Linked DNA regions of Homo sapiens: region 1 is linked to region 2. A link is a contact called in ENCODE Hi-C data. All regions are on one chromosome and are shown on one strand. Each heading gives the region's core, a stretch centred on a gene start or an enhancer-like site at or near the end of the contact. The rest is flanking DNA. Distances are from core to core; before and after follow the strand shown.

The links. Hi-C counts contacts between places; a loop is a spot of excess contacts on that map. Pooled maps may share reads with other maps.
Region 1: a map with no recorded cell type shows a loop between it and region 2 (4-fold over the local background). The contact joins two enhancer-like sites. A Hi-C loop is called at or near these places in 3 of 37 single-sample maps with no recorded cell type and 2 of 50 pooled maps.

Annotation. Positions count from the first base shown.
Region 1 is chr10:34,144,452-34,147,151 of GRCh38, reverse strand. The region is part of intron 22 of PARD3 (par-3 family cell polarity regulator); the gene reads left to right. Among named protein-coding and RNA genes, the nearest start is that of LINC02629, 240 kb to the right of the region's middle. Within about 2 kb of position 1,256, at least 2 of the 41 ENCODE cell types and tissues checked have a DNase peak (open chromatin) inside an H3K27ac peak, as active enhancers do.
Region 2 is chr10:33,508,063-33,510,762 of GRCh38, reverse strand. No RefSeq gene overlaps it. Among named protein-coding and RNA genes, the nearest start is that of LINC02628, 92 kb to the left of the region's middle. Within about 2 kb of position 1,447, at least 8 of the 41 ENCODE cell types and tissues checked have a DNase peak (open chromatin) inside an H3K27ac peak, as active enhancers do.

The DNA.
Region 1 (2,700 bases), core at 7-2,506, 640 kb before region 2:
TTTTCTACAAAGTACTCAACAGTGAGTCATGAAAATCTCAAAAGTTTTTTTTTTTTAAGTTAAATATCCATTATTCCTTCTTTTCAAGATGGATGAGACCTTTATTACTTTCTAGAAGGATTTTCAAACACAAGGATTGAAACAAAAAAGGCTTTCAGTAAACCTTTGGCTAATCAGCTTACCACTCGGTTCTTCTAAGACTGTGATTTTCAGAAACTTTAATCAGGTTCAGTTTACTTGTATCGATTTGCACGCCTTAGCCACAAAACTACAATATCTACTGGTGGGGATGTGCTGGAGCCTGAAATTGTATTCTTGAGGCATGCGCTTCCATAGTGGTGATAGGAGCATGCAGTGGGAAAAGTGGGAAACGTTCTTTGTCACCAGCATCAGTGGGATACTCCTGAGAGATCAGAATAGGAGCTGGTCACTCTTTAGCAGGAGAACGAAGAGTGAAGACCAGCAAAGATTGAAACAGAGGATTAAAAATTGTATGTCACAGTCACCATATTGACCAGCAGAAGTAAATGTGGGCAAAAACTAAAGCCAAACTGTGATTTTCATCACATGTCAAAGAAAGGAAAACTAGTTTGAGTATAGCACCAGGTCATGTGCTTGGGAGAAAAAGTGTGGAGGACTCGGTTAAATCTTTAAAACAGTATTTGTATTTGGAGCTTTGTAGATTACAAACTCAATGTTTTAAAAATGTACTCCCTAAATTAACCATAAATATTGTAAAAAAGTAATACAGAAATTATTCCTAAAGTGTGTTAGGAAGTGGTGGACATAATTCTGTAATTATAACCAATAGCTGTTACCATTTTGGAACATTTACATCCATGTCTTTCGTCTACTTAAAAAAATATATAAGCATCCATATACCAGTTTTATTCTTGAAAAGACATTTAAGCTATTTGAAAATAATTGAGAATTAAGAATAACAGAAATTAGAAAGTCTAACATTAGAGAGTAAAGCTATTTCTTCCTCTTTTCCTTTTGGAAATCACTCCAAAACAAGAAACAGAATGAGATATAGAAATAGTAACTCTATTTTTGTGAAAATGGACATAGTTAATATAGAATGACAGAATCACACTGGAATGTCAAGAATCAAGCTTATGCACCCCGCACCAAAGATTGCTAGATTCTCTTCGGAAGACATGGAATTGCCCTGGAAAAGGAGTCCACATACACTGTCATGAGAATTCCCAACCAAAAAAGTGACACTCTGCCCAGCCTTCCTGTCCACCATTTCATAAACCCCCCTGAAGCACACAGTGACTAATCTGCTTTTTAGTGCTTCACTCTTAAATATAAAAGGGCAGAAAAACATGTGAAACATTTCAGAAAAGCCATAATTGTGGAAGACAGAGTCCAAAACAAACAACGTTTGTTTGTTTTCTTTAAGAACTTGGAGGAAACATAAAATTAAGAGAAGAGAAAAATATTAAGGAATTATAAACAGTAATTCTGTGAAATAGAAATGATGTTAAAACCATCAAAGATGAACAGGAGGCTATTGAAAGGATTATTGAGTAAATGGGAAAGAACTCTTAGAAAATAATAAATACAATATCAGTATTAAGAAACACAATAGAAGGCTTGATAGATGAGGTTGAGAAGTTTCCCATAAAGGAAAACATGAGCTATAGGACAAAGAGCAGTATAGTGAGAAAGAAAGGAAGTGAAAAGTTCATTCTGGGAGGTCCAATATTTAAAGAAAACAATTTCTAGAAAGAGAGAACAGAGATAATAAAGGATAGATTATTAGAGAAATAACACAAGAATCTTTTCCAGAACTGGAGAACTTAAGATTCCAGATTAAAGAATCACCTAGTGCTGAGCAAAATCAATTTTTCAAAAAGGACAGCATTGTGAAGTTTTGGAATACCAGAAAGAGAAGATCCTGTAAAAAAAAAAAAAAAAAAAATATATATATATATATATATATATATATATATACACACACACACACAATGAAGAGTTGAGAATCAGAATATAATCAGATTTCTTCACATCAGTCTTGTAAGCTAGAAGATAATAGAGCAACACATTCAAATATTGAAGGGTAATGTTTTGTTACCTGAAATTCCATACCTAGCCAAACTGTCAGTGAGTGGTAATGATAGAATACATACATTTAAAGCATGCAAACGCAAAATATTTTAGTTCTAATACCCTTTTAGGCAGCCACCGAATGTGTGCTTTAACAAGTCCCAGGACTTCTGCTGTGCAGAAAACCAGGAAGCAGGCAGCCTAGATTGGCGTATGTGGTGGGAGCTTTTGAGGTTAGAGGGCTCCAGGAAAAAAATTGGGCTTAATAAGCCATGATAGACTTGTTCTCCTGGAAATCTGAAAAATCAGATTGTAAAATCATTTTCATATAAATTTTGCTATAATTATATTGGGAAGATGTGGAAGATGGGAATTTGGAGTCAGAATTTGGATTTGAGTGTAAGAGAGCTAATGCTTCATCTACCTTTGTAGGAAGTCAACAGGTGTGTTTAACAGTAATAAATCAGGAGATAGTGATATAAATATATTACCCAGAAATGTCTAAATACCAGAGGAATTTGGTTAGACATGGCTTATTATTAAATTCCTAGCTTTTGCTTTGTGTAATAGATTCATACTGGCAACTTACATTTAATAATATTGAGCATGGCACTTTCATCATAACTAAATGAAAGTAAGCAATGA
Region 2 (2,700 bases), core at 198-2,697:
GATCACCTAAGGACAGGTGTTCGAGACCAGCCTGGCCAACATAGTGAAACCCTGTCTCCACTAAAAATACAAAAATTAGCCAGACATGGTGGCGAGCATCTGTAATCCCAGCTTCTTGGGAGGCTGAGGCAGGAGAATAGCTTGAACCTGGGAGGTGGAGGTTGCAGTGAGCCGAGATCACCCCATTGCACTCCTGCCTGGGAGTGCAACAGAGTGAGACTTGGTCTGAAAAAAATAAAAAATAAATAAATTTTAAAAGATGCCCTGAAGAAGGATCGGGGGTTCAGTTTATCCAAGAGAGCACTAACTTTTGGGACTAATTTTCCAAAAGCCAAAAGCCAAAAGCCTTCTTGGCAAAATCTCAGCGCTACCTCTTATAACCCTGCCAAACAGTCTTAGTGCTTTATTTTCTGTCTAGGGACCATCTATACTTTTTACCTAAAATGGAAGTGTATTTGTTCAGCAAACATTTGCTGCACACTTACTCTGTATAGAGTTTTAGAGGAAAACAAGGAAACAGAAGAAATCACATCTTTAAAAGGCTCACAGTTTAATTCAGAGACTTGCAGCCGTACCTTAGAGTTAGGCTAAGAGGGTTCACAGTGACCTTGGTTCCTGCTACTCATCTTCCCTTCCTAGTTATTTCTCTTTGCATCCCTCCTTTGCTAAAGTCTGGAGCTCTCTTGCTGCTCTCTGTCCATCTAAAGTAGCCTTTTGCATTCATTTACATAGACACATCTTTTGATGTTCCATGCTCCAAAACGAACTCTCGTGTTTTTTTCCATATCCCTAATAAGGACTCCCATGCTACAGAGTCTGACCCTAAATGTCTAAAGAAAACAGTCTTACGTGGGGATAAGGTGAACAAGATTAATAGGCTTAATTCTCCCCTTTCCCACCTCTCACTTAGGGAGGATTTATGTTTTAAATAACCTTTACACATGTAAATTAATTAGTCTGAAACAGTGTCATTGGTGGGATGTGTGAGCAGGGTGCTTGAGTGTCGCTTTCTGTTCTGATCGTGTGCTGACCTCCATGCTAAACTCTGAAATCACACATCAGTATGGACTCATTGAATAGTTACATAGAAGGGCCTATCTAGAAACAAACAAATGAAAATTACGTGGAGTATACATGGCTTCATAACATTTGAGGGCAAGCAAAATACAGAGAAACAAATCAAGGAAAAGGTTTGTTGAGACAGACTCCCTGGGGTAGGAATGTTTTCATGTGGGTTTTCAAGGGGGTGACGTCATATGCAAACCCGATCCCACTTTTTCTCCTTTCTTAGAAGTTCTGAAAGAGAGATGAGAGTGCAGATATAGATGAGGATAGTCTGTCTAAGGATAATACCAAAGGTAAGTGTGCTTTGAGGTTTAAAATATTTGCTGGAAGCTATTTACTGACTGGTTACTAGGAGACAGCATGACTCATTGCTAACTTCCCCTCCGGGGCCAGCGTTCAGTCATTTATCACCTAGCACATTGGATCAAGACTGATAGAATCTTTAGAAAAAATTATGGAGTTCTCTATTCTAGTAAGGAGGCACTAAACTGTGGAAATAAAATGATCCCTGAAGATGAGGTCCACTGAGAAAGCATCCCGACATGTGTTCTGTATGTACTAACAGTCCAAGGATTAATGTGTGGTGGAGAGATATATACAAGATAAAATACAAACAACGTACATATTAAACAACTGTACAAAGCAATATTAAACCAACGTCAATAGTGAATACTGTATCTTCCCTGAGGACTTCCCCCCCGACCCCCACCCCAGTTTCTGAATGAATATATTTACATTATAACTCGGTATTCCTAATTTCCATGAAACAACACACTTAAATATTCCTTTAATAATCTTTCTAAAGATTCAAATAAGTAGAATAGATGAGGGTAGATTCCAAACAATCAGGTCTTTCAAGATAATTCATAAATTTAAATATAAATTCTAAGATAAATTTGGAAAATATTGAGGGTTGAATTGACATATGGGAAAAAATTAGTCAAATCATTTATACATTGCCCACAACCACAGGGGCATCACTATAATGTAAAGTTTATTGGAAAATTTTTTTTAGATAGAATCTCACTGTGTCACCTGGGCTAGAGCACAGTGGCATGATCACAGCTCACTGCACCCTCAACTTCCCAAGCTCAAGCCATCCTCCCACCTCAGCCTCCTGGGTAGCTGGGACTACAGGCATGCACTCCATGCCCAGCTAATTATTATTACTATTATTTGTAAAGATGGGGTCTTACAATGTTGCCCAGGCTGGTCTTGATTCCTGGACTCAAGTGATCCTCCTACCTCAGCTTCCCAAAGTGGTGGGATTACAAGTGTGAGCCACTGTGCCCAGCCTCATTGGGAATTTTTACAAAGAAATGTCTTGACATATTTCCATAACAACAACATCAGAATTGTCAGAGACAAAGCCTAGATAATATAAACTTCATCTGATAGGAGAAGGAAAGTATTTAAACATCAAAAGAATGGGAAATGATGTTTGTGCAGTTATGTTTGTGAGTGTGAGAGTGAGTAAGCGTGCAGCATATTGTAAAAATAAGCGAAAGGTGATGTGGCAAGAGTGTGTTTTGAAATATTTATTGAAGCTTTCACTCTGTGTTTTGCCTTGACCTTCGCCTGTTCAAAGAGGTATCAAGGTCCGTGCTGTGGTAGGGTTCCCTACTGTAAAAGCTG